7 separate regions of the Homo sapiens genome follow, and all the other regions are linked to region 1. Evidence: chromatin contacts called from ENCODE Hi-C or POLR2A ChIA-PET data. All regions are on one chromosome and are shown on one strand. Each heading gives the region's core, a stretch centred on a gene start or an enhancer-like site at or near the end of the contact. The rest is flanking DNA. Distances are from core to core; before and after follow the strand shown.

Region 1 (2,737 bases), core at 73-2,572:
AAACAACCTGGAAAGTGCGAGTAAAATCATCACAATTCTACCCCTAGAAATGGAGTCCTGGCCGGGCGCAGTGGCTCACGCCTGTAATCCTAGCACTTTGGGAGGCCGAGGTGGGCGGATCACTTCAGGTGAGGAGTTCGAAACCAGCTTGGCCAACATGGTAAAAACCCCATCTCTATTAAAAATACGAAAAAATTAGCCGCGTGGGCTGGCCGCGGTGGCTCATGCCTGTAATCCCAGCACTTTGGGAGGCCGAGGCCAGTGGATCACCTGAGATCAAGGTTCGAGACCAGCCAGGCCAACATGGTGAAACCCTGTCTCTACTAAAAATACAAAAATTAGCCGGGCAGGCGCCTGTAATCCCAGCTACTCGGGAGGCTGAGACAGGAGAATCGCTTGAACCTCGAAGGCGAAGGTTGAGGTGAGCCGAGACCGCGCCACTGCACTCCAGCCTGGGAGACAGTGAGACTCCGTCTCAAAAAAAAAAAAAGCCGTGTGAGCTGGCGGGCGCCTGTAATCTCAGCTACTCGGGAGGCTGAGACAGGAGAATCGCTTGAAGCCGGGAGGCTGAGGTTGCAGTGAGCCGAGATCGCGCCACTGCACTCCAGCCTCGGCTAAAAAAAAACAAAGAAGAAGAAATGGAGTCCTACGAGCGAGAGCTTCCGCAGCATTCTGTAGGACCAAAATAGGCGCACAGGTTCCCGAGCGTGCGCCGCCTGGCAGCGGAGGAGCTGGCAGAGGCGAGCCATAGAGCCAAGACACCCAGAACGGACTCGCCTCCCGCCCGCTCCCGGCGGCCTAGTCAGCAAGCTGCGGATCGGCGGCAAAGATGACATGGCGGTGCGCCAATCACCGAAGGCAAGAGAGACAGAAGGAACCAATAGTCGCCCGAGATGGCTCCTGGCGGAAGTCACGCCCCCAAACTGTCAAGCAAAGCGCCCGGTGGAAGGGGCCCAGGCCGGGGGGAGGGGGCTCCCGGCGGCCCGAGGGAGGGGAGGCCGGCCGGCGAGGACAGCGGAGCGCGAGGGGGCTGCCTACACTCGGCCGCGCTCGATCCTGCCCTGATCTAAACGCCGCAACCCCAAGCCCGGCCCCGGAGAAGAGTCTCAGGACTAAAAGGGCTGTTCCAGCCGTCCGTGCTGGCGCCTGGGGATCCAGGCCAGTTCCCGGTACCCGCCCATGCCCAGCCCGGCGGCCTAGGGCGTTACCTTGAGCTGAGAGCTGTCGGACACTGTTCACGAACTGCTCCAGGGCAGACGCCATGTTTTCCCCCGGGCGGCCCGAGCGGCGAAGGCAGCACGCGCGGGAAAAGGCTGCCGCTCTGGGAGGAGGGGCCGCGGCGATCCACCTGAGGTCCTCGCGAGCGGCGACGTCACTTCCGCTGGTTCAAGCACCGCGAGACTATACCTAGCTGCCCACCCGTTACTGTTTCCATGGAAACAGCCTGAATTCGCCGTAGCCGGAAATTAGTGTTCCATAGTCCCCTGCATCTTTATTCACTGCACTTCTGAAATCCCTCCGCAGGTTAAATGGGGATAGTGGGCAAAAGAAGGAAGGAAACTCATAATTAAGCAAGTATTTTCTGGTTCTGGATTTTGCTAGAGAGGCCCTGCGGTTTTCCACCTGGACAGATACTTCAATGAAGCACAACTTCGTTGCCACGTCTCCCGTGAGGTTTTCCCCGTGATATTAGACTCTGGAGCCAAGCAGCCTGGGTTCAACTGCCTTTTCTACCACTTAGTAGCTGTGTGACGTTGAGCGGGTCACTTGACTGTCGTGTGCATTGTTTTCCCCATCTGTAAAATCTTAGTGTCCTTAACCACGTAAAACACTTAGGACAGTGCATAGGACGTAGGGAGAACTATAGTTATTCATTCAAGGTGTACGTTGAATGAATCGATCCCTTCCCTGCAAAAAATAAATAAATAAGTAACACCACACACAGAAAGTGAATTGATTTTTCCCATCTGGGATTGATGTCTCCCTCCTCCGCTTGTCGCCTAAAGCACTTTGTTCTTCTCATGTTGCACTTCTACTCTGTTACAGAAATGTGTCTCTATAGTCCATGTGATATCTGTAAACCAAAAATAAAAGTCTAAGCCCCCCAACTGACTGGTGGACCCTATCTGAAGCCAAGGACATTCCAATTTATCCTGAAAAACTAGTTCAGGCCATGATGGGAAGTGGTAGTCAGACATGCCTCACAAACATCAACACAGAGACCTTAAGACTGGTAGACTCAAGACTGATAAGAAATATTTACAATCTATTCTGTCTGAATAGCAGGCTACCTGGAAGCCTCATCTGCATGATAAAACCTTGGTCTCCACAACCCCTTATAATCATAACCCAGATATTTCTTTCTATTTACTTCCAGGTCTTTAGATAATAACTCTTTCAACCAATTACCAATCAAAAAATCTTTAAGTCTACCTATAAGGTAGAAGCCCCCCACTGCCCCGAGTTAGCCCGTCTTTCCGATCCTAACCAACGTACATCTTACATGTATTGATCGATGACTCATGTCTCCCTAAAATGTATAAAACCAAACTGTACCCGCACCTTGGGCACATGTCCTGAGGAGCTCCTGAGGCCGTGTTATCATCGCATCCTTCACCTTGGCAATATAAACTTTCTCGATTGAGACTGGTCTCAGATACTTTTGGTTTACGGATCCATTGCTTCTAACTGGCATGGAGTTCCTTAAGGTCAAGCATTTCTCTTACTAACCTTGGTT
Region 2 (2,700 bases), core at 175-2,674, 900 kb after region 1:
GCTCAGTGTACATGGAAAGAGAGGAGAGGAGGAGCCAAGGCCAGAAGAGTCTTGAAGAAAAGCTTTGAGTGCCAAATAAAGCAGGGGAACTTTATCCTGGGAGACATGGGAGATTTTCCAGCAGATCCCCCCCGACCCCCATTTGTTGGAGCCCTCCAGTGCATCCTGCACGGCTACGCCTTTTTGTTTTGTTTTGCAGCTCTGTCGCCCAGGCCGGAGTGCAGTGGCGCCAGCTCGGCTCTCTGCAGCCTCAATCCCCTGGGCTCAAGGGATCCTCCCACCTCAGCCTCCTGAGTAGCTAGGACCATAGGCGCGCGCCACCACGCCCAGTTCATTTTTAAAAATTTTATTGTAGAGATGGGGTTGCCATGTTGGCCAGGCTGGTCTCAAACTCCTGGGCTCAAGTGATCCGCCCGCCTTGGCCTCGCAAAGTGCTGGGATTACAGGCGTGAGGCCCCGCGCCCGGCAACGCCTTTGCTGACTGCTTCAAAACTTTTTTGAATTGACTGTAGTCATTATCTATAGCTTAGCCTTAGCCTTGCGCCCGTTCGTTTCCTGGAGTTTTCTTCCAGAGTCCCCGTAGGAGGTGCCCCCACGCCCATCTCCAGCACCAAGGAGGCTCGACGCCAACCCCAGCGCGCCCCCACGCTCGCCGTCACCGGGACGTGACTCGTGAAACGTCCGCTCCGGGCGGCGGCGGCAGCGGCGGCAGGCTGGCTTGTACCCCGACAACGCGCGTCTGGCTTCTGCCGGACGTTCCTATCTGGGTTCAGAACTGGGGCCGGGTGCTGCAGGTCCCGCAGTCTGAGAAGTTTTCGCGGGTTTCAGAAGTTTCCTTAGGCGTTCTAAGGGCTTTACTCAGGTGGAGTCTCCATTCAGGCACTTATTTAACCACCCATTTCTCCTTTAGGGGTCCTCGCTGCTCGCCCAGCCGCTAATTAAGTGACGGACACAGTAGCTAAGGAGACTGCCTGATTGACACGCATGATTACCAACCGACTTCCGGAAACTCCAGTCAGGGCCTGCCCGGCGCGTGGCCCACGGCCCAATTAAAGAAGTGGAAGCGCCAAAGGGGGAGGTAACGGAGCGGCCTACGTTGTGGCGGTTCCCTGGTGAATGCGCCCTGGGGTTGAGGCGTCTGCGGGCGTTCGGACGATGCCGTGACGCGGCACGGCGACACTGTTGGCAATATGAGCGCACCCCTGTAGAGGGAGCCCTTCGGTCCTGGAGGCGGCGCGGCGTGAAGACAGGTTGCTATTTGAGAGCGTTCCCTTGAAGCCCCTCAGAGAGTGGGGGAGGGGCGGCGGACGGCAAGCGGTTCCTGTCTGCGCTTGCGCCGGCGCCTCTGCCGACCCGGCCTGCACGCACGCGCATGCCCGTAGCGCGCGGAGCCGCGGTGGCCGGCAGCACTGCGCGTGCGCGGTGAGGAGCCCGCTAAGGAGCGGCGCTGGCGGACGTCGGGCTGGCTGCCCGTGACGTCGTGCGGAGAGCTTTAAAGTGCGGGCCGGGCCGGGCGTCCGAGGGTCTGGTCGGGAGTCGGGCCGCGTCTCCGCAGCAGCCCTCCGCGGCATGAGGCGCTGCCGGCGCCCCTGCCCCGCGGGACGTGGAGAAGGTGGAGGAGGAAGAAGCCCCGTTGTCGCCACCGTTGCATGACCCGCCGCTCCTGAGGCCCTACCCCACGCCCGGACCCTCGACGCCCCCCGCCGGGTCCCCCACTCACGCATGGGGGTTCGGCGCTAAGGACCCCCCTCCCTCCGGGGGCCCCGGGGCGCGTCCCCTTAGAGCCATGCCCGGCTGCCCCGCCCGCCCCGGAGGACCCTAGAGCAGCGTCGTGGGGGCCATGGCGGCCGCCAGCGGCTACACGGACCTGCGTGAGAAGCTCAAGTCCATGACGTCCCGGGACAACTATAAGGCGGGCAGCCGGGAGGCCGCCGCCGCTGCCGCAGCCGCCGTAGCCGCCGCAGCCGCAGCCGCCGCTGCCGCCGAACCTTACCCTGTGTCCGGGGCCAAGCGCAAGTATCAGGAGGACTCGGACCCCGAGCGCAGCGACTATGAGGAGCAGCAGCTGCAGAAGGAGGAGGAGGCGCGCAAGGTGAAGAGCGGCATCCGCCAGATGCGCCTCTTCAGCCAGGACGAGTGCGCCAAGATCGAGGCCCGCATTGACGAGGTGGTGTCCCGCGCTGAGAAGGGCCTGTACAACGAGCACACGGTGGACCGGGCCCCACTGCGCAACAAGTACTTCTTCGGCGAAGGCTACACTTACGGCGCCCAGCTGCAGAAGCGCGGGCCCGGCCAGGAGCGCCTCTACCCGCCGGGCGACGTGGACGAGATCCCCGAGTGGGTGCACCAGCTGGTGATCCAAAAGCTGGTGGAGCACCGCGTCATCCCCGAGGGCTTCGTCAACAGCGCCGTCATCAACGACTACCAGCCCGGCGGCTGCATCGTGTCTCACGTGGACCCCATCCACATCTTCGAGCGCCCCATCGTGTCCGTGTCCTTCTTTAGCGACTCTGCGCTGTGCTTCGGCTGCAAGTTCCAGTTCAAGCCTATTCGGGTGTCGGAACCAGTGCTTTCCCTGCCGGTGCGCAGGGGAAGCGTGACTGTGCTCAGGTAACCCACCCGGGTGGAGGGGGCGGCCCTGCGCCTGCTGCCTTAGCTACCCACCCTGGCCCAGAAAGCAGCAGCCCGTAGGAGTCTGCG
Region 3 (2,700 bases), core at 19-2,518, 700 kb before region 1:
TAGCCTGTGCTGAGGTGTGAGGTCCCCAAAGTCATGAGACTGATTCAATAAATGCATTTTCTTCTATGTTATAGGTTGAGGGCATTAGTCTTGTTTATAGATGAGGAAATGGAGGCTCAGAGAGATGTCGTGACTTAGCCAAAGTCAGTGAGTAGAGGCAGAGTCAGGACCTGAACTCTGGGGGTCTACCGCCAAGGTAACCCTGTTTTTATGTTTTAGTTACTCATACTTGAAGCAAACATGGTGGTCTTGGAACCTGTTTCTCAGCTGGAACCTGTTTCTCAGCTGGCAATAATTTCTTCAGTTGGAAACGGAGGTAAATTAATAGAACTAATTAAAAGAAGGGTCCTGCCGGGCACAGTGGCTCACGCCTGTAATCCCAGCATTTTGGGAGGCCAAGGAAGGTGGATCACCTGAGGTCAGCAGTTCGAGACCAGCCTGGCCAACATGGTGAAACCCCGTTTCTACTAAAAATACAAAAATAAGCCGGGCGTGGCGGCGGGCGCCTGTAATCCCAGCTACTCGGGAGATGAGGCAGGAGAATCGCTTGAACCCGGGAAGCGGAGGTTGCGGTGAGCCGTGATCGCACCCATTGTACTCCAGCTGGGCAAAAAGAGAGAAACACTGTCTAAAAAAAAAAAAAAAAAAGGTCAGTGGAAATGCTAGATGCTTAGCATATTTTAAAATTCAAAGGGGCTCTGGAAAATTCCCGCTGTAACGGTGAAAAATGTAGAATGCAACCGGAAGCTGGTGTAGAAGCGGGGGTTCTCCAGTCCCCAGCAGAGGCAGGGCCTCACTTGTCCCATCTCAAGTCCTGTTCCTTCCCTGTGGCCTCCTAGGCTTCGCCTCCTGCCCTCCACTGCGGGAGTTAGAAGAAGGAAAGAAAGAATAAAGATTAAAGTGTAGATAAACGAAACAGACAATTGAAAAACAGTAGACAGATTTCATAAAATCAAAAGTTCTTTTTTTGAAAAGATAAAATTGACAAACATTTACCTAGACTGACCAAGAAAAAGAGGGAAGTTTCAAAATAACGAAATTAGAGTTGAGAGTGGGAACATTACTATAGGTGTTACAGAAAGAAAAGAGATCATAATAGAATACTGCGAACAATGTACGCCAGCAAATCAGCCCACATGAAAGGGACAGCGTCAATTTCAGAGAATTGGCGCCGGGAGGGGCACGGGATCACCGTGCACAGTGAGTGCTGTACAAAGTGCCTGTGCAGCTCCCCGAAGCCGCAGGAGGGCGCCCGACTAAGCCTTTTCTGCCCTGCGTGAGGCGCATGCGTGTTCCGTCTGCAGCTGCAGACGCCCATCCTGGGAGTGGACACCAGCTTCGTTCCCTCTCAGCCCACTCGGGAAGCGCCACACGGCTTCGGCTTCGGACGATCCAGGGCCGCGTCCTCTGTGAGGAAACAGCTGTGACGGCTGAGGAGGGAGGGACCAGCTCTAACTGATTGCTTAAGTTGTTACAGATGGTACAGAGCCAGTGGCTGAGTTTTGTAAATCAGGTGTGTTCATTGAGCGAACTTTCCACTTCGGAATATTCAGCATCTGAGGAGGTTCAGTTTGATTTTGTCTATCGCTGGCGGGGCGCGGGCTGACGCCTGGGACCCCTGCACCTGGGGAAGCCGAGGAAGATCGCTTGAGCCCAGGAGTTCCAGACAAGCCTGGGCAACACAGCGAGACCCCGTCTCTACAAAAAAGAAAGAAAAATGTGTCTATCTCCAACCCAATGGTGAAATTAGGATGTCTGTAATCTCCTCGTAACATCCCGGATTATACATTATTACTTTTTTTACATTTCTTTTTTGTTCATTTTCAAAATTGGAAAATACATTCACTTGTCTTGTAAAAGTTTGTCGTTAAACATACTTGCAAATTATGTTTTGCAAGAGAAAAAAACTTTTATTTTTGTTTTTCTTTGTTGTAAGCAAGGGCAATGCAGGTCTTCTTTTTTGTCAGAATTTTTTGTTGGAAAGCTTATTTAATTTTCCACTTGTTTCAAAATATTATCCCATATTGATGAGTTGCACAGAATTTTTTTTTTTTTTTTTTTTTTGAGACAAAAGTCTTACTCTGTCTCCCAGGCTGGAGTGCAGTGGCATGATCTCGGCTCACTGCAACCTCCACCTTCCGGGTTCAAGCAATTCTCCTGCCTCAGCCTCCTGAGTACCTGGGATTACAGGCGCCCGCCACCACGCCCAGCTAATTTTTGTATTTTTAGTAGAGACGGGGTTTCACCATGTTGGTCAGGCTGGTCTCGAACCCCTGACCTCGTGATCCACCCGCCTCTACCTCCCAAAGTGCTGGGATTACAGGTGTGAGCCACCACGCCCGGGCGAGTTGCATAGAAATTTCTAATCTATTTGCACGACAATGCTTTTGATTTTGGCCTAGTGTATCTCCTCATTCAATATGATATACATTGTATTATATATACATTAAAAAATATAAATATAAATGTATTACTTATATATGGGTATATGATCAGTGTTGTTAGTTTGGGCTGGAAGTGGTCCAACTGCAGTTGCTCTGCCTGTCAGTGCCACACAGATGGGAAAATCCCAGCTCATAATTCCTGAGCACTCTCTACCCTGTATGTCCCTGCCACAATCAAGTGAGTCCCTTCTGCCTCTATAGACACTAAAACATCCCCATAGAATCCCAGAGGGCAAGAGTCAGAGAGCGGACATGC
Region 4 (2,742 bases), core at 147-2,646, 810 kb after region 1:
AGGATCACCTGAGCCTGGGAGGTCGAGGCTGCAGTGAGCTGTGATCACGCCACTGCACACCAGCCTGGGTGATCAAGTGAGACCCTGTCTCAAAAAAAAAAAAAAAAAAAAAAAGGTGGTATGGGGATCCACTTTTTTTTTCTTGAGACAGGTTCTCGCTCTGTTGCCCATGCTGGAGTGCAGTGGCAGCATCTTGGGGATCCATTTTGAACCTCTTCAAGCTTGTCCCACCTGAGGTCTGCAGCCACATGTGGCCCAGGACCACTTTGAATGTGGCCAAACACAAATTCGTAAACTTTCTTAAAACATTATGAAATTTAGGCAGGGCACAGCGGCTCACGCCTGTAATCCCAGCACTTTGTGAGGCTGAGGCAGGCAGATCACTTGAGGTCAGGAGTTCGTGACCAGCCTGGCCAACATGGTGAAACCTCGTCTCTACTAAAAATACAAAAATTAGCCGAGTGTGGTGGCACGCGCCTGTAATCCCAACTACTTGGGAGGCTGAGGCAGGAGAATCACTTGAACCCAGGAGTCGGAGGTTGCGGTGAGCCAAGATCACACCACTGAACTACAGCCTGGATGACAAAGTGAGACTCCGTCTCAAAAAAACAAAACTAAAACAAAGAAAAAAAAACTGAGGTTTTTTGTTTGTTTGTTTTTTGAGATGGAGTTTCGCTCTTGTTGCCCAGGCTGGAGTGCAATGGCGCGCAATCTCCACTCACCGCAACCTCCGCCTCCCGGGTTCAAGCAATTCTCCTGCCTCAGCCTTCCCAGTAGCTGGGATTATAGGCGCGCGCCACCACGCCCGGCTAATTTTGTATTTTTAGTAGACATGGGTTTCTCCATGTTGGTCAGGCTGGTCTCGAACTCCCAACCTCAGGTGATCCGCCCGTCTCGGCCTTCCAAAGTGCTGGGATTACAGGCGTGAGCCACCGCGCCCGGCCAAAACATTGAGGGTTTTTTTGGCGATTTTTTTTTAAGCTCATCAGCTATCGTTAGTGTTGGTGTATTTTACGTGTGGCCCAAGACAATTCTTCCAATGTGGCCCAGAGAAGCCAAAAGATTGGACACCTCCATTTATAGTATAAAATGAAAGCCACTAGGCTTTCGGCTCAGCCCCTTTTCCTTACACTGCCAGTCAGCTGCGCTCAGGGACCCGCAGTTCAGAGTTCAACACGGGCAGATTCCCTCTCTTCCTTGCTTGCTCCTGCCAGCCGCAGCCGTGGGCCAGTACAGCATGGCCCGGCCCCGCCCCGGCTCTTTCCAGAGGTCCGCAGCCTGGCCGGCCCAGCGGGCGGAACCGATAGTGTCTGGCACTTGGCTCGCCCGGACTCTGAATCCTGGAGCACCAGGCGCCCACGAGAACGCTGTTCTCTTTGGCTTCCGGGCGCACGCTACTCTGTCGCCGCCGTCAGACCGGAATTGCCGGTGCCGCCGCCACCGCTGTCTGTGCGCCCACCTCTGCTGCTACCATGGGGATCTTAGAGAAGATCTCGGAGATCGAGAAGGAGATCGCTCGGACACAGAAGAACAAGGGTGAGGGCCGGCCGGGCGGGGCCTTCCTTTCTGCCTGCCTCAGTTTTCCTGTCTGTAAAATGGGGGAACAACTCCAGCAGTAATGCTGGGGCAAGATCCGAGGCCGCGGAGAAGTTGCCAGACAAGTGCCGAGGCCGCCCTGCGCGCCCAAGGCAGGGCCAGGCGGGAGCGGGTCTCACGCCCAGGTCTGACTGCAAACGTACCCCAAGAGATCTGGTCAGTCCCAGACCGTGTGCCCGAGTAGAGTAGTCCCAGCTCACAGAGCAAGCATCTGACCCAGAGAGAGGCGGAGCTGGGGTTCAAACCTCAGTCTCCTGATGGCTGGGCCTGGGGCCTGGGTCTACTCTGTTGTTTTGGGAAGTGCAAGAGGAGACCTCTCAGGAACAGCCTCACCCAGCAGCTGAGAGCCCATTGGAGCAAGGGAATCAGGACTCTGGAGTCTGGAAGGCCTGGGTTTGAGCCCCAGGTCCACCACGTACCTTCTGTAAAACATTGGAAAGTCACTTCATTTCTTGGAGTCTCAGTGTCCTCATCTGTAAATGGGGTAATACTCCCCTGCTCCATCTTAGTACACAGCTGAGTTAAATTAGATGGCCTTTACAAAGCACTGGGCACATGGTGAGCACTCAGTATTTAAAGTAAACACCCCAACATAGATAATACATAATGAAGCCTCAAATCTGGACTTTAGAATGTAAGGGCTGGAGGAGCTCACAGAAGAGAGGTGAGGAGAGAACGATGACACCAGGACAAAGTGGGACTTGAGCTGGTTGTTGGAAGGGTATCCCAGGTGGGGGCCACTGCTGAGACAAAGACATGGGAGTGAGCATGGTATGTTCATGGGACAGTGAGAACAATCTAGATCAGAAGGGGGTTATGGAAGAGTAATGGGAGATGCAATTGGCCAGGCTAGTGGCTAGCCATTCAGGCTTGTGGGAGCAGGAAGCAAGCAACACTAGATAGCTGGTCCCAGTGTCTGCCCTCCCTTGGTTCCATTTAGGTTTGAAGGCCAAGGAGTTGAGGGCCCTCTATGACTCATTCCTTCTGTAAATCTTTTTTGTTTGTTTGTTTGAGACAGTCTTGTTCTGTCACCCAGGCTAGAGTGCAGTGGTGCCATCTGGGCTCACTGCAACCTCTGCCTCCCAGGTTCAAGCGATTCTCCTGCCTCAGCCTCCAAATAGCTGGGATTACAGGCACGTGCCACCA
Region 5 (2,700 bases), core at 140-2,639, 900 kb before region 1:
AGAGTGAGACTCCGTCTCAAAAAATAAATACAAAATTAAAAAGCCAGGCGTGGTCCACGGTCCCAGCCACTTGGGAGGCTGAGGTGGCAGGATAACTTGAGCCCTGGAGGTCAAGGCTGCAGTGAACGGTGATCACACCACTGCACACCAGCCTGGGGACACAGCCAGACTTTGTCACAAAAAAGCAAAAACAACTGGCCAGTGTATGAGGGGCTCGTGTTTTTTGTTTGTCTGTTTGTTGAGACAGAGTCTCACTCTGTCGCCAGACTGGAATGCAGTGGCACATTCTCGGCCCACTGCAATCTCTGCCTCCTAGGTTCAAGCAATTATCTGCCTCAGCCTCCCAAGTAGCTGGGATTACAGGCGCCCGCCACCACGCCCGGCTAATTTTTTTGTATTTTTAGTAGAGACGGGGTTTCACCACCTTGGCCAGGCTGGTCTTGAACCCCTGACCTCATGATCCACCCGCCTCGGCCTCCCAAAGTGCTGGGATTACAGGCGTGAGCCTCCGCGCCCGGCCAGGGGCGCGCGTTTTTAAAACATGGGAGAGGGAATTGTGCTTCACAATCACCATCAGGTGTCTCGATATCGGGTGCCACGCCGTCCCGCTTCTGAGGCGCGGCGGCCCACTTTGGCAGGCCGAGGCGGGTGGATTACCTGAGGTCAGGAGTTCGAGACCAGCCTGACAAACATGGTGAAACCCCCGTCTCTACTAAAAATACAAAAAATTAGCCGGACGTGGTGGCGCATGCCTGTAATCCCAGCTACTTGGGAGGCTGAGGCAGGAGAATCGCTTGAACCCGGGAGGCGGAGGTTGCGATGAGCCGAGATCGCGCCATTGCACTCCAGCCTGGGAAACAAGAGCGAAACTCCGTCTCAAGAAAAAAAAGGAAAGACCCCCCCTCCTTCTCCCGCCGGAAATACCCTCTTTCAGGACGGCGCGCCTGTGCGGCGCACGCGCGCTCAGTTACTTAGCAACCTCGGCGCTAAGCCACCCCAGGTGGAGCCCAGCAACAACAGAGCCACCGCGTCCCCCACCAATCAGCGCCGACCTCGCCTTCGCAGGCCTAACCAATCAGTGCCGGCGCTGCAAGGAAGTTTCCAGAGCTTTCGAGGAAGGTTTCTTCAACTCAAATTCATCCGCCTGATAATTTTCTTATATTTTCCTAAAGAAGGAAGAGAAGCGCATAGAGGAGAAGGGAAATAATTTTTTAGGAGCCTTTCTTACGGCTATGAGGAATTTGGGGCTCAGTTGAAAAGCCTAAACTGCCTCTCGGGAGGTTGGGCGCGGCGAACTACTTTCAGCGGCGCACGGAGACGGCGTCTACGTGAGGGGTGATAAGTGACGCAACACTCGTTGCATAAATTTGCGCTCCGCCAGCCCGGAGCATTTAGGGGCGGTTGGCTTTGTTGGGTGAGCTTGTTTGTGTCCCTGTGGGTGGACGTGGTTGGTGATTGGCAGGATCCTGGTATCCGCTAACAGGTACTGGCCCGCAGCCGTAACGACCTTGGGGGGGTGTGAGAGGGGGGAATGGGTGAGGTCAAGGTGGAGGCTTCTTGGGGTTGGGTGGGCCGCTGAGGGGAGGGCGTGGGGGAGGGGAGGGCGAGGTGACGCGGCGCTGGGCCTTTCCGGGACAGTGGGCCTTGTTGACCTGAGGGGGGCGAGGGCGGTTGGCGCGCGCGCGCGTTGACGGAAACTAACGGACGCCTAACCGATCGGCGATTCTGTCGAGTTTACTTCGCGGGGAAGGCGGAAAAGAGGTAGTTTGTGTGGTTTCTGGAAGCCTTTACTTTGGAATCCCAGTGTGAGAAAGGTGCCCCTTCTTGTGTTTCAATGGGATTTTTATTTCGCGAGTCTTGTGGGTTTGGTTTTGTTTTCAGTTTGCCTAACACCGTGCTTAGGTTTGAGGCAGATTGGAGTTCGGTCGGGGGAGTTTGAATATCCGGAACAGTTAGTGGGGAAAGCTGTGGACGCTTGGTAAGAGAGCGCTCTGGATTTTCCGCTGTTGACGTTGAAACCTTGAATGACGAATTTCGTATTAAGTGACTTAGCCTTGTAAAATTGAGGGGAGGCTTGCGGAATATTAACGTATTTAAGGCATTTTGAAGGAATAGTTGCTAATTTTGAAGAATATTAGGTGTAAAAGCAAGAAATACAATGATCCTGAGGTGACACGCTTATGTTTTACTTTTAAACTAGGTCAAAATGCAGATCTTCGTGAAAACCCTTACCGGCAAGACCATCACCCTTGAGGTGGAGCCCAGTGACACCATCGAAAATGTGAAGGCCAAGATCCAGGATAAGGAAGGCATTCCCCCCGACCAGCAGAGGCTCATCTTTGCAGGCAAGCAGCTGGAAGATGGCCGTACTCTTTCTGACTACAACATCCAGAAGGAGTCGACCCTGCACCTGGTCCTGCGTCTGAGAGGTGGTATGCAGATCTTCGTGAAGACCCTGACCGGCAAGACCATCACCCTGGAAGTGGAGCCCAGTGACACCATCGAAAATGTGAAGGCCAAGATCCAGGATAAAGAAGGCATCCCTCCCGACCAGCAGAGGCTCATCTTTGCAGGCAAGCAGCTGGAAGATGGCCGCACTCTTTCTGACTACAACATCCAGAAGGAGTCGACCCTGCACCTGGTCCTGCGTCTGAGAGGTGGTATGCAGATCTTCGTGAAGACCCTGACCGGCAAGACCAT
Region 6 (2,700 bases), core at 87-2,586, 980 kb after region 1:
AGGCGCCACCTGTGCCCTCATCCTGCCATCAGCACACTGGCAACTCACGGCCAGGGTCAAACCCTTGCTTGCGGAGACCGTGGCTCCCCACCCTGCAGGGCAGGCCAGCATCACTGCACTCCCCTGGTGTGTGAACGCCCACCTCGGCACCTCCAGCCCTTGTGGCACCAAGTCTGGGGCAGTAGGTGCCTTCAGTGCCTGCGGCTGATATTCCTTTCCCCCTAGCGCCACATTCCCAGCTGGTGACTCGGACTCTCCCAGTTCAGCAAAGAGGAACGGGGACCCCAGGTTAGGGTGGTGGGGATGGGGTCAGGGAAAAGTGGTGTAGCCACTTGTACTTGGGGTCAAAGGTGTGTACACAGGCAGGTAAACGCAGGAAAAACCTGCCTCCTCGGCCCCAGCCCCAGACCAACAACCCAGGCCGACCCTGCCAGTCACCCACCCTGAAGGTGAGGCTGACCCTCCAGCCAGCTCTCCCTCCCTCTCTTTCTCTGCTTCCCCTTTGGTCAGGCAATGCCTGTCTCATTCTTGAGTCCTGGAACCACCCCGCCGCCCCACCCACTGGCTGCGGAGGGCTGGGCTCCGGTCCCTTTTCTCTCAGTCCAGCAGCTGCTCAGACAACTGCCACCCAGCACCTGGCACACCGGCCTGACACACTCTCCACACCAACAAATCTCACTATACTCCTTGCGTCCAAGGAGGAGACTTTTAAGCCCCTTCACCGGCTGAGAAAGCCTAGGCTCTGAGAGGGGAAGTGATCTGAGAGGCCCAGGATCACACAGTATGGCGGGTGGCGGTGGCGGGGAGAGGGCAGTGATGAGTCGGCTCCACACCCGCCCCTGGGCAGCCGGGCAGCCATCCCTGAGTCAGGGCCTGGCTTGGGCGTGTGACCTCAGAGGGGCGGGGAGGCTCGCCCGATCCCCAGGCCACCATCCAGCCTAGACCGAGAACACGGACGCGGGGTGGGGGCTCCCGGCCGGGCCCCCGGCGGGACTCCGAGCCCAAGCGTCCGTCCCCGGCCTGCCCAGCCTCGGTCTCCCCGTACAGGCACTGGGCGGAGGCCTCGGAGGTCCATTCCTGGCCAGGGGAGAGCCCCACCCCGCCCCGGCCGCAGTCCCTGGGACACGCAGGGCCTGGAGCCGAGCGGGACAGGAAGCGGAGGCCAAGCGGGCCGGGCGGAAGAGAAGGCCTGCAGGGAGGCCCGGCACGCGCCCGGCCCGGCTCACCTTGAAGTCGTTGCCGCTGAGGTCCACGCCACGCACGAACGGCAGCACCCCGGTGGCCTCCATGGCGCCGCTCTCGCTGCCGGGCCGCGCCGGGCTAGGGAGCGCCGGGGCGAGGGCGCTGGGGGGAGCCGCGGGCTGGGCCAGCGCCGGCCCCGCCCCTTTAACCCGCCCGCGCCCGCCGCATTCCGCGGGGAAGTGTAGGCTTTAGGCCTCTTAGGGCCTCAGTTTCCCCGTCTGTTCGAAGACTGCGGAGGCACCAAGGAGTGCGGGCCCCCCCTGTGCTGGAGTTGGAGGCTTCCACGATCTCCAGGCTTAAGTCCCAGCGCCCCAGGGCAGGGGCCGTAACGGCCGCTGGTCGAGGCACCGTCACCTGCGCTGCTGCAGCACATGAAGCTGGCCCTGACCTCAGAGAGATTCTAAACCTCGGCCCCGGGGCGCAGAGGCCCAGGAAGTGCCTGTACTTGGCTGACCGGTGGTAGTGAGACACCTGGATCCTCGGGTCCTAGCTCTCCTGCTTCTGGACTTAGTTTCCTCATGTGTTGTTTTTGTTTTGTTGAGACAGGGTCTTCTTGCTCTGCTGCCCAGGCTGGAGTGCAGTGGTGTGATCATAGCTCACTGCAGCCTCGAACTCCTGGGCTCAGCCTCCCGACTACCTGGGATTATAGGCGCAGGCCACCACACCTGGCTAAATTTATTTATTTTATTTATTTTTTATTTTTTTTGAGACAGAGTCTCGCTCTGTCGCCCAGGCTGGAGTGCAGTGGCGCAGTCTCGGCTCACTGCAACCTCCGCCTCCCGGGTTCACGCCATTCTCCTGCCTCAGCCTCCCGGGTAGCTGGGACTACAGGCACCCGCCACTACGCCCGGCTAATTTTTTTTTTTTTTTTTTTTGTATTTTTAGTAGAGACGGGGTTTCACCGTGTTAGCCAGGATGGTCTCGATCTTCTGACCTCGTGATCCAACCGCCTCGGCCTCCCAAAGTGCTGGGATTACAGGCGTGAGCCACCGCGCCCGGCCTTATTTATACTTTTTGTAGACACGGGGTGCTTGCTATGTTGCCCAGGCTGGTCTTGATCTCCTGGCCTCAAGTGATCCTCTGGTATCAGCTTCTCAGAGTGTTGGGATGACAGGCGTGAGCCACCGCGCCCTACCCAGTTTCCTCATTTGTAAAATACTTTCTAAGGTTGTCACCATGAGCAAATTAACAAAGAATGCACGTGTAGCTCGCAGCATACAGCAGGCGCTCAGTGAGTGGCAGGTTATTATTCCGTTTTGTTTTGTTTTGTGCGCCAGGTTATTATTCCCACTTAGTGTCAGCACCCCTGTGCTCGTACCCCCCTACAAAGGGAGGCTCCAGAAGAGAAGCATCCGTCTTGGTCCTTGCTGTTCAAGGGGGCTCGCCCTGGCTGACACATAGCAGGACCCCAATAAATGAGCCACAGCTGTTATATGCCCAACCATCCTTCGCAGGGGA
Region 7 (2,700 bases), core at 124-2,623, 680 kb after region 1:
ATTTTTGGCCTCAAGCAATCCTCCTGCCTTGGCCTCCCAAAGTGCTGGGATTACAGGCATGAGCCACCACTCCCTTATACAGCCTTTCAAAATGGCAGGTAGAGAAAACAATGCATATGATTCTTCTTCAAAATATCACTGGGATTCAACACAAAAGAGCATATACTGTATGACTCCACTCATGAACTTCTAGAAGAGATAAAAGATCAGTGGTTCCCTCTGCAGTGTGTTGGAGGAGAGGATTAACTGGGAAGGGACCTGAGGGAGCTTTCTGGGGTGAGGTTGACAGTGCGTATCTTGATGGGGTAAGGTGACAACATGTAAGCATGTGTCAAAATTATAACAAAATGTATGCATTTTACTACAAGTAAACTACCTCAGTGAAAATCATTAGAAGGCAAATATATATACATTTACACAAAATATATATAAAGTATAACATATTTATATAAAATATATATAAAATATGTATATGTATATATTTACCTGTGTGCATGTATTTACATGTGTGTATATACTTACATATCACAGGCTATACACACACACACGTACACACACATATGATTCATAGGTATGTACAGTCTCTTATGGAAAGCTGTAAGTCTTAAGAAAAACTAGGCCAGGCGTGGTGGCTCACGACTGTAATCCCAGGCCGAGGTGGGCGGATCATGAGGTCCGGAGATCAAGACCATCCTGGCTAACACGGTGAAACCCCGTCTCTACTAAAAATACAAAAAATTAGCCGGGCGTGGTGGTGGGCGCCTGTAGTCCTAGCTATTCAGCAGGCTGAGGCAGGAGAATGGTGTGAACCCAGGAGGTGGAGCTTGCAGTAAGTCGAGATTGTGCCACTGCACTCCAGCCTGGGCAACAGAGCAAGACTCTGTCTCAAAAAAAAAAAAAAGAAAAGAAAAACTAAAAGCCACTTTGATTTGGGCCTTAAGCTTTAGGTCTGAAATGAACTTGGAAAGCTTGTTCAACCTCTGTTCTTCAAAACAAACGAACGAACAAACCATGCTCTTCAAATGAGTAACTGACAGGATGTGCCCCACCCAAAGTCTCACAGCAAATCAGCAGCAGAGCAGTGAACAGTCCCAGACTTTCCCAGTCCTAGCCTGGGATTGGTTTCTCTGGTCTGGACCAGTGCCAGAAAAAGTAGATAAAACAGAAGACCATTGGTGATTTTATGAGCTAATTTCATTTAAACCATCAAATCTAGAGCTAAATAGTACCCCCAACCAAGCCCAGTCAAAAACAGGAGACTAACTTTCAAACAATAAAATGTATTTACCTTCATGAGGCTGAGTTGAAAATTTCCACTCCATTAAAATGACAGACTTACTACCCCATGCTTACCCTCCCTGCCCATATACAAATATCTAAATGACTGGCAAGAGGCTGTGAGCTAAATAGGAAGACATGTAAGAGTCATAAAACTGAGTCACTGTGGGACCTTGGCAAGTCTCCTACTGTGATACAGTAAGAAATATATATTTGGTCTTTGTCCAGGTTCCTGGCACACCTCACCCAAAACCCCTGGAATCTCCTGAGAGATAAGTGTCTTTTGTATGCTAATGAGATTGGGGCTCCCTAGCCAGAAAGACCAAGGTACATTTCAGTGTTGGAACTTTTAGCCGTACCCTCATCCCACCTTACCTCCGGAAAGGGGAGAGGGACTAGAGGTTGAGTTATTCACCAATGGCCAGATTTAATCACTCATGCCCACATAATGAAACCTCCATTAATACCCCTAAACGATGGGGTTCAAAGAACTTCCAAGTTGAACACATAAAGGTGCTGGGAGGCTGGCACAGAAGTTCTCTGCCCCTTCCCCACACCTTGCCCGATGAATCTCTTCCATTTGGCTGTTGCTGAGTTATATCCTTTGTCACGAAAATGTAAGTAAAGTGTTGTCCTGAATTTTGTGAGCCATTCAAGCATATGATCAAACATGGGGAAGGCATCACGGGAATCCCCAATTTATAGCCGGTCATGGGAAGTACAGATGGTAACCAGGAACTTGTGACTGGCATGTGAAGTGGGGGCAGTCTTGTGGGACTGAGCCCTTAACCTCTGGGGTCCGCACCAGCTCCAGGTAGTTAGTGTCAAAACTGAATTCAATTGTAGGACATCCATTTGATATCAGAAAAAAGACAAAAACAACAAAAAAATCCCTGCACATTTGCTGTCAGAAATGTCATACATCACAGACACCCTCTCTGGCCTTGTTTCCACAACCTGCAAAAATTAGAGGGTTGGACCAAATACCACTAAGACCCTTTCAACTAGAGTCTTCTGATTCTTTGAATTGCTGGTTTAAGAATTTCCACAGTTAGCATAGGAGACTCTCGCTCTCTGGAAGCCACTAGCAAATTCAGCTTTCAAACCCCAAGCAACATCATTTCTCAGGCCTCATTTCCTATTTCGACTAATGACGTGCCAGAAATCTGTGTGATTTCTCCTTTGAGGAGCAGCAAAAAAAACTCCACAGTGTCCTATTACAGGACCCAGTTCTTGTCCCCAGCTCTCAAAGACAGCCCAATTCTCTGAGATGAAAGAATCAGTCTCTCTCCATTACACTCAATTTTAAACCAAAACCCGAAACAGAATTTTTGACATGCCTCCCAGACTACAAGGCTTATGCTTCATTAATGATTAAAAGAGCAGCTGGTGATGTCTTAAAAGCAAGTTGGTCAGTTAGAC

The links. A loop is a pair of places that touch in the nucleus more often than their neighbours do. ChIA-PET counts read pairs that join two places held with the same protein, here RNA polymerase II (POLR2A). Pooled maps may share reads with other maps.
Region 2: a loop to region 1 is called in a map of CD8-positive, alpha-beta T cell, with 19 times the contacts of the local background. The contact joins the promoter of ALKBH5 here to the promoter of COPS3 in region 1. A Hi-C loop is called at or near these places in 5 of 168 maps with a recorded cell type or tissue (CD4-positive, alpha-beta T cell, CD8-positive, alpha-beta T cell, PC-9 and 2 more), 3 of 37 single-sample maps with no recorded cell type and 15 of 50 pooled maps.
Region 3: a pooled map shows a loop between it and region 1 (21-fold over the local background). The contact joins the enhancer-like site here to the promoter of COPS3 in region 1. A Hi-C loop is called at or near these places in 1 of 37 single-sample maps with no recorded cell type and 6 of 50 pooled maps. POLR2A ChIA-PET finds 5 or more read pairs at or near these places in 1 of 52 experiments (AG04450).
Region 4: a loop to region 1 is called in a map of CD4-positive, alpha-beta T cell, with 6 times the contacts of the local background. The contact joins the promoter of DRG2 here to the promoter of COPS3 in region 1. A Hi-C loop is called at or near these places in 2 of 168 maps with a recorded cell type or tissue (CD4-positive, alpha-beta T cell and CD8-positive, alpha-beta T cell), 1 of 37 single-sample maps with no recorded cell type and 9 of 50 pooled maps. POLR2A ChIA-PET finds 5 or more read pairs at or near these places in 1 of 52 experiments (activated T-cell).
Region 5: a loop to region 1 is called in a pooled map, with 13 times the contacts of the local background. The contact joins the promoter of UBB here to the promoter of COPS3 in region 1. A Hi-C loop is called at or near these places in 1 of 37 single-sample maps with no recorded cell type and 8 of 50 pooled maps. POLR2A ChIA-PET finds 5 or more read pairs at or near these places in 4 of 52 experiments (Panc1, RWPE1, activated naive CD4-positive, alpha-beta T cell and 1 more).
Region 6: a loop to region 1 is called in a map of B cell, with 18 times the contacts of the local background. The contact joins the promoter of FLII here to the promoter of COPS3 in region 1. A Hi-C loop is called at or near these places in 2 of 168 maps with a recorded cell type or tissue (B cell and naive thymus-derived CD4-positive, alpha-beta T cell) and 6 of 50 pooled maps.
Region 7: a pooled map shows a loop between it and region 1 (4-fold over the local background). The contact joins the enhancer-like site here to the promoter of COPS3 in region 1. A Hi-C loop is called at or near these places in 6 of 50 pooled maps. POLR2A ChIA-PET finds 5 or more read pairs at or near these places in 2 of 52 experiments (MCF 10A and WTC11).

What each region holds. Positions count from the first base shown.
Region 1 is chr17:17,279,924-17,282,660 of GRCh38, forward strand. It overlaps COPS3 (COP9 signalosome subunit 3), which reads right to left and starts at 1,323. Exons shown (of 12, transcript NM_003653.4): 1 at 1,209-1,323. The coding sequence starts at 1,263. RefSeq lists enhancers at 711-770, 1,421-1,520 and a silencer at 961-1,200.
Region 2 is chr17:18,182,404-18,185,103 of GRCh38, forward strand. It overlaps ALKBH5 (alkB homolog 5, RNA demethylase), which reads left to right and starts at 1,425. Exons shown (of 4, transcript NM_017758.4): 1 at 1,425-2,610. The coding sequence starts at 1,841. RefSeq lists enhancers at 813-1,012, 1,073-1,312, 1,420-2,257 and silencers at 1,523-1,822, 1,903-1,992, 2,151-2,302.
Region 3 is chr17:16,583,168-16,585,867 of GRCh38, forward strand. No RefSeq gene overlaps it. Among named protein-coding and RNA genes, the nearest start is that of ZNF287, 15 kb to the left of the region's middle. Within about 2 kb of position 1,269, at least 8 of the 41 ENCODE cell types and tissues checked have a DNase peak (open chromatin) inside an H3K27ac peak, as active enhancers do.
Region 4 is chr17:18,086,552-18,089,293 of GRCh38, forward strand. It overlaps DRG2 (developmentally regulated GTP binding protein 2), which reads left to right and starts at 1,397. Exons shown (of 13, transcript NM_001388.5): 1 at 1,397-1,536. The coding sequence starts at 1,473. RefSeq lists enhancers at 1,055-1,214, 1,280-1,781, 1,405-1,724, 1,775-1,824, 1,782-2,281.
Region 5 is chr17:16,379,702-16,382,401 of GRCh38, forward strand. It overlaps UBB (ubiquitin B), which reads left to right and starts at 1,390. Exons shown (of 2, transcript NM_018955.4): 1 at 1,390-1,483; 2 at 2,201-2,700. The coding sequence starts at 2,207. RefSeq lists an enhancer at 1,090-1,369.
Region 6 is chr17:18,257,402-18,260,101 of GRCh38, forward strand. It overlaps FLII (FLII actin remodeling protein), which reads right to left and starts at 1,337. Exons shown (of 30, transcript NM_002018.4): 1 at 1,227-1,337. The coding sequence starts at 1,289. RefSeq lists enhancers at 629-708, 708-1,209 and silencers at 879-1,018, 1,029-1,428.
Region 7 is chr17:17,957,203-17,959,902 of GRCh38, forward strand. All of the region lies in intron 1 of TOM1L2 (target of myb1 like 2 membrane trafficking protein), which reads right to left. Among named protein-coding and RNA genes, the nearest start is that of TOM1L2, 14 kb to the right of the region's middle. RefSeq lists a silencer at 1,092-1,141. Within about 2 kb of position 1,374, at least 22 of the 41 ENCODE cell types and tissues checked have a DNase peak (open chromatin) inside an H3K27ac peak, as active enhancers do.